2 separate regions of the Homo sapiens genome follow, and region 1 is linked to region 2. Evidence: chromatin loops called from intact Hi-C (ENCODE). Cell type or tissue: PC-9. All regions are shown on one strand. Links, peaks and the distances in the headings refer to the core of each region. The heading gives the core; the rest is flanking DNA.

What was found. Peaks named below come from ENCODE experiments on the same cell type or tissue, not always from the same donor. Only the 100,000 strongest peaks of a DNase experiment are listed, where the experiment ranks them.
Region 1: a loop joins it to region 2, with 5 times the contacts of the local background. A loop is called at or near these places in 1 of 110 quality-filtered maps.

The regions. Positions count from the first base shown.
Region 1 is chr1:147,756,402-147,759,201 of GRCh38, forward strand. GJA5 (gap junction protein alpha 5) reads right to left here. Exons shown (of 2, transcript NM_181703.4): 2 at 1-2,800. The coding sequence ends at 1,761. The region is part of intron 1 of LOC102723321 (a long non-coding RNA gene); the gene reads left to right. Among named protein-coding and RNA genes, the nearest start is that of GJA5, 2.8 kb to the right of the region's middle. RefSeq lists a silencer at 1,980-2,274. In PC-9, for the core only: no CTCF peak of the experiment used is centred there; DNase peaks (open chromatin) are centred at 1,100 and 1,410; H3K4me3 peaks cover 833 bases; H3K27ac peaks cover 2,456 bases.
Region 2 is chr1:147,664,317-147,667,116 of GRCh38, forward strand. All of the region lies in intron 1 of ACP6 (acid phosphatase 6, lysophosphatidic), which reads right to left. Among named protein-coding and RNA genes, the nearest start is that of ACP6, 4.8 kb to the right of the region's middle. In PC-9, for the core only: CTCF peaks have their summits at 1,422 and 1,623; no DNase peak of the experiment used is centred there; H3K4me3 peaks cover 1,277 bases.

The sequences.
Region 1 (2,800 bases), core at 107-2,606, 92 kb after region 2:
ATCAGACATTCCTTCCTAAATGGCATCCTAGTCACTTTCCTCCACCTCTCCACTCTCATTTATCTTTCCACCCAACAATAGCATCCAAGTGTCAGCAGAGGGCCCAGAGATGGGCAGGTGAGTCAGAGGTTGAACCTCCTTCTGAGCCTTTACCCTCCTCTGTCCCAACCTCTTGTGGCTATCTGTTTAGGTTAATAACTGCCAGGCAGCCGGAGAGGAGAGCAGGAAGACACAAGTTTCTCTGTGGTTTCCTTTCCTTATTTCAGGACTCCCCAAGCCTTTACCCATCCCATCAGCACCCACACACACACACACGTGCATTTTAATAATGTAATAATCCCTCTATAAGTCTCAGTTTCCAATTCCAAGCATCGTTTACCTTCATCCAAAACAACAGCAACCCATTATGGATCCAGTGAATACAGAGACCAGGCCAATCCCTGGGGAAGGCAAGGCTTTTCTACAGCCCCCACTTGGCAGTCTCATTAGGGGCACTAGGGAGACATAGGAATCTCTGCGCTCTTTAAATAAAGGCCCTGCCAAGAGAGCTGGAGATTCCCCTACTATTTCCTTGCCCCTGCTAAAGCCTCCAGGAGAGAGAGATCTGGGGGCCTCCATAGCTGTCATCACACCTCCTCTTGGCACTAAGTTGGCAGTCAGCAAAGGAAGTAAATAGGAGGGGAAAATAGTTTTCCAGTGTTTTCTCTCCATTTTTATTTTCATCTTCACAGCAGAATTTTTTTTTCCACAAGGGGAATCTGAGAAGTACAATGCTTTCTTTGTTTTAACAAGGCCTGGGGAAATTCCACTGGCCTCAGTGGCTGATGATCTGGTCAGGGTTCGAGAGAGGACAACAGCTTCTTGGATATTCCTGTTGGTAAGGCCTTCAGGGAATGGCTGGGTGAACAGCCAAGGGAGAAAGGGAAGGGATGGTTTCTATCATTGGATTGAACTGTAAAGGAGCTGCAGGGTGACAGATGTTGGCAGGAATTCCAGTAGAGTTTGTGTGTACAGTGACTCCCTAGCAGGGCTGACACCTGCACAGGCTAGGTGTACACCCTAGCAGAAGGAAAGGTTGCAACATCACCAAGGTGGGGCATTTGCCAGAGGTACATACCAGGGCATTTGCCAGAGGTACATACCAAGGCATTTGTAAAGCTGAGGCTGCTGGTAAAGTTCCAAGAAGCCCTTTTTAAGGCTGAGTAGAGGGAGGAGAAGCCAAGGGCAACCCAAGGCCATCTCACCACTACTCCGAGGAATGGTCCATGGAGACAACAGATTCAAGAGCACATATAATGCAAGTTCCTTGATTCATGCTGTCTATTGGCTGGGAACTTTGAGCTCTTCCTTGGAGGAGGGAGGGTGATCAGGTCAAGGAGGTAGGAACTTAGAGAACGCATTTGGTATGCTGCTGGTATGTAGAGAGAGAGTCATTCTATCCCTCTGGCTATCCCTTCCAGGCCAGCTTTTGCCATGCTTCCCTTCTTTCCCTCTACCCTGTTTCATGAGTAATCTGAAAGGCTTCGTATACTGGGTAGAGGGTGGGGAGGGAACTGCAGTCTGGGTGGGTTGTCACCTCTCTTACTATCCCAGAGCCCTGGTTATAGTTTCTAGAATTAATGAGCAACGTCATTGAGACCCGGGGCTCAAAGGAGCCAAGCAGTGATGACAGTGAGAAAGCATCAGTTCAGAAGGGACACGTCTTTCCTCTCTGAGCCTCCTTTGTTCCCACCTGGTCCTGATCCTCCCATAAAGGAGGGTCACACTGATAGGTCATCTGACCTTGCCTTGCTGCTGGCCTTACTAAGACGTCGCTTGTCACTATGATAGCCATGGGGAAGGCGGTGACCTGGTGAGACTCCATTGGGCACCTCAGGCTTCTGGCCATAACGAACCTGGATGAAACCTTCCCCAGGAGTCTGCTCCTGACCTCGTACTTGCTCGGTGACCAGGTTGTCTGTGTTTTGTTGGGAGGCCATATTATTGCTGAAGGGATTGAAGAATTTTCCCCCAGGGCCATTCTCCAGGCACTGATTAAAGTCGGGGGGTGGTGTGCAGCTCTGGACTATGCCCACAGAGGGGCCAGAAAGCTGGCACTTAGCCATGTGCTGCCGCGGTTTGACAAATCGCTGTCTGATCTTCTTCCAGCCCAGGTGGTAGAGTTCAGCCAGGCTAAGGAGGAGGGACAGTGCAGCCACAGCCAGCATAAAGACAATGAAGACATTCTTCTCTGTGGGCCGGGATACGTAACAGTTGACCGGGTGGGGACAGGGACTCCTGCGGCAGACATGCAGGGTGGTCAGGAAGATTCCGTAGATGAAGTACTGGCCCACAATGAAGCCCACCTCCATGGTGGTGCGGATCAGGATGCTGCACACATAGGTGTTGAGCAGAGTGCCCTGGAGGGCAATCCTTCCATTCCCTTCCTCCCAGCAGGACAGTTCTGCCTTCTCTGCCACCGGGTACTCGTAAGAGCCAGAGCCCCGGACCTCTTTGGCCCTCTCGGCCTCCCGTAGCTTGCGCTTCTCCTGCATGCGCACAGTGTGCATGGCGTGGCCCATGTACACCAGAGAGGGCGTGGAGACGAAGATGATCTGCAGCACCCAGTAGCGAATGTGGGAGATGGGGAAAGCCTGGTCGTAGCAGACATTCTGGCAGCCAGGCTGAATCGTATCACACCGGAAATCAGCCTGCTCATCCCCCCAGGAAGACTCAGCAGCTGTGCCCAGCACGAGCATACGGAATATGAAGAGGACAGTGAGCCAGACCTTGCCTACCACGGTCGAGTGCTTGTGTACTT
Region 2 (2,800 bases), core at 23-2,522:
TATTCTACATACTTACTCACTAGCCACGCAACTTCCTTTCCTTTCTCATATTTCATGGCCTTTCAGTATCATGTTTCTTATGCCTGGAATTTTCTCTCCTCATTCATTTAGAAAGACTTTTGTTCATTCCTTAAGACTTAGCTTAAGTGTTCCCAGAAACCTTGGTCATGGCCTTATGCTTTCACAGTAGCTTCAGTGGCTCTCTTTAGTAGCCTTTACCAAAGTGTATTAAACGAGCTCCTTTACTGGTCTGTCCTGGCTTCCTGAGAACAGAGACTCGGTCATCTATTGACTTCTGTTTCCCAGCAAAGGGCCTCACACACAGTAGGTACAATTAATAGCTCCAACAATTTGCCAGCTCCTGTGGAAGATACCCATCTTGAGAAAACTTGACCCTGCCTTTCCTGGGTGTTCAAGTTAGTAAAGAAAAAAGGCCAGCTGTGAATGTAAATGACAGCAATACCATAATAGAAGCTGACATGTGCTGCAAGAAACCATATGAAGGCCATAGCAGTTCAAAGGCAAGACAGACCTTCTCTTCTGGCTGGGGATTCAGGAGAAGTTTCATTGAGGGAATAGCATTTTAAATGAATAGTATTTAGACAAGCAAATACCTGTACTTATAAAGGGTGACATTCAGAATTCCAAAAATAACTAGAAAGCTTGCGCAAAGCAGAGATGGTAAAGAATGTGTATGGCAAAGAAGTGGTTTGGTTTGCCTCAACCTGGGAATGGTTTTCCAATTTTTAAATCAGAAAATACCACATAAAGTTTAACTTTAGATTTGTATGTATAAAGGCAAAAACTCGAATTTCTCTAGTTGAAGTAGGAGGGAATCCCACAGCCCCAGCCGCTCAACATCCTCTTAGCCCACAGGCTCCACAGAATAAATCTGAAACCTGGCAGCATACATCACAATTGGAATGGGAAGACTAGATGCAGAAAAGCCCATTTTGAGATGTTAGCAATAGTCCACATGAGAGCCTAAGGCCTCATCTAAGCCAGTTAACAATAGAGGAGGTAGATGTAAGACATTTGAGTTAGACTTGGCAAGTGAGTAAATAAAAGCTTTATGTGGGGACTGTGTTGGTAGGTAAACACAGAAGAACAAAAAAGAGACTACTTTGATTTTTGAGCCTTGTAATGGAGATATTCCTTGACTAAAACTAAGACCAAGACAGAAAAACAGGTGGAAAGCTGATTTCAGTTTTGGACATTTGGAGACACCTCCTTTGTGTTCCCAGTGCTCCCAGCATATTGCCTTAATTGATATCTGTTGTCTCTGCTTTATCACATTGAAACTCCTTTAAAGGCAAGACTGAATTATCCATCCTTGTAGTTCCAGTGTCCACCACAGGGCCTGACACAAAGCTCCACAGGGCCATTCAGCCTCACTAAGAAATCTGTTAGGCACATTCACCAAGAGAGGACCCTTGGCGTCTCCTAGGAGTCTGGAGTCCAGGTCACGTCAAGTCTAAAGTACAGTTTTCAGATTTTCAAGAATGGATGATACATCAGTTTCATATAATAGTGTCCACCCCACATACACACTCTCATTCTCATTCCTGCTCTTAAGCTTCCCAGTTAGTGGCAAAGACTAACTTGATAATTTTACTTATTTTGTGTATACCCCTCTTCAAGGGGTAATAAAGTAGATATAGCAAAAATTAAAATATAGTAAGACAACCAATTCAAAGTAGGCAAGAAAGACAAAAGCAAACAAATGTAGGGACAAAGAAATGGATGCAGTAACACGGTTACTAAAATATGTACACCATGAAGATCTGTTTACTTACTATAGGTGGGCCACAGACTTGGCACCCAGCTTCCTGACTTTTACATAAAGAAACAAACTTGATCAGCTAGACTAGTTTAAAGAAAAAAGCAAGCCAATTGTTCAGGAGAAGCACACCATTCCTAATGCTAACAGACAAATTCCTCCCAAGGGTCCTCATAAAGAGGATAGAGTAATATAATGAACATCTTTTCAGCAGTCACAGCAATGAGTTCTGTGGGATTGTTTCTCCTAGTTCTCTCAACACAGAAAGATAACCTCTTACCAAAGCACATTTCAGCGAAGGCAATTCTGTACTGGGATTGATATACTACATTCCAGGTAAAAGAACAAATCTACATAAAAGTAAACAAAAACCTCCCAGGTGTAGATTTTAAAATAAAGCAATCATATTAAACCTTGTCTGTATACTGGTATTACCAGGACATTTTTTAAAAGTTACTGATGCCTGAGTCCCAACCTGGGATAACCGCATTTGGATTATCCCCCAAAAAAGTGGGGCCTCCACTTTTTTAATGCTCTTCAGTCCAGATAATTCTCAAGCTTCACCAGAGAGTCTTTTACATTATCTGGATACCCCGGACCAATTAAATTAGAATCCTTCGGAGGGAGACCCTGGCATGTGTATTTTTTAAAGCTTTCCAGTTGACTCCAATGTTCACCACGGTTAAGAACCATCGATCCTGAAGAATGGGTGGACCTCATGTAATGCTTCTTGAATACCGCTTCTTTTAGCTGAGTTTTGGAAAGGTACTAAGCAATAAAAGATTCTTACATTATGCTTCCCAGCTCATCTATATTGTCAAATAAATAGGGACCCAAATGTCTTAATCAACAGTGAAGCTGGGGTAGGTTGGACTTTATTTTATAAAAACTGAGGAATCTCCCTGGGTGGAGGCCATCTTGACACCCAGGGGAGTTGAGGGAAGCCTGGAAGCAGTGCCAAATCTTTTCTTTTGATAGTGCATTTGGATCTGCTCTAATGATCAGGAAAAAAAATGGCCA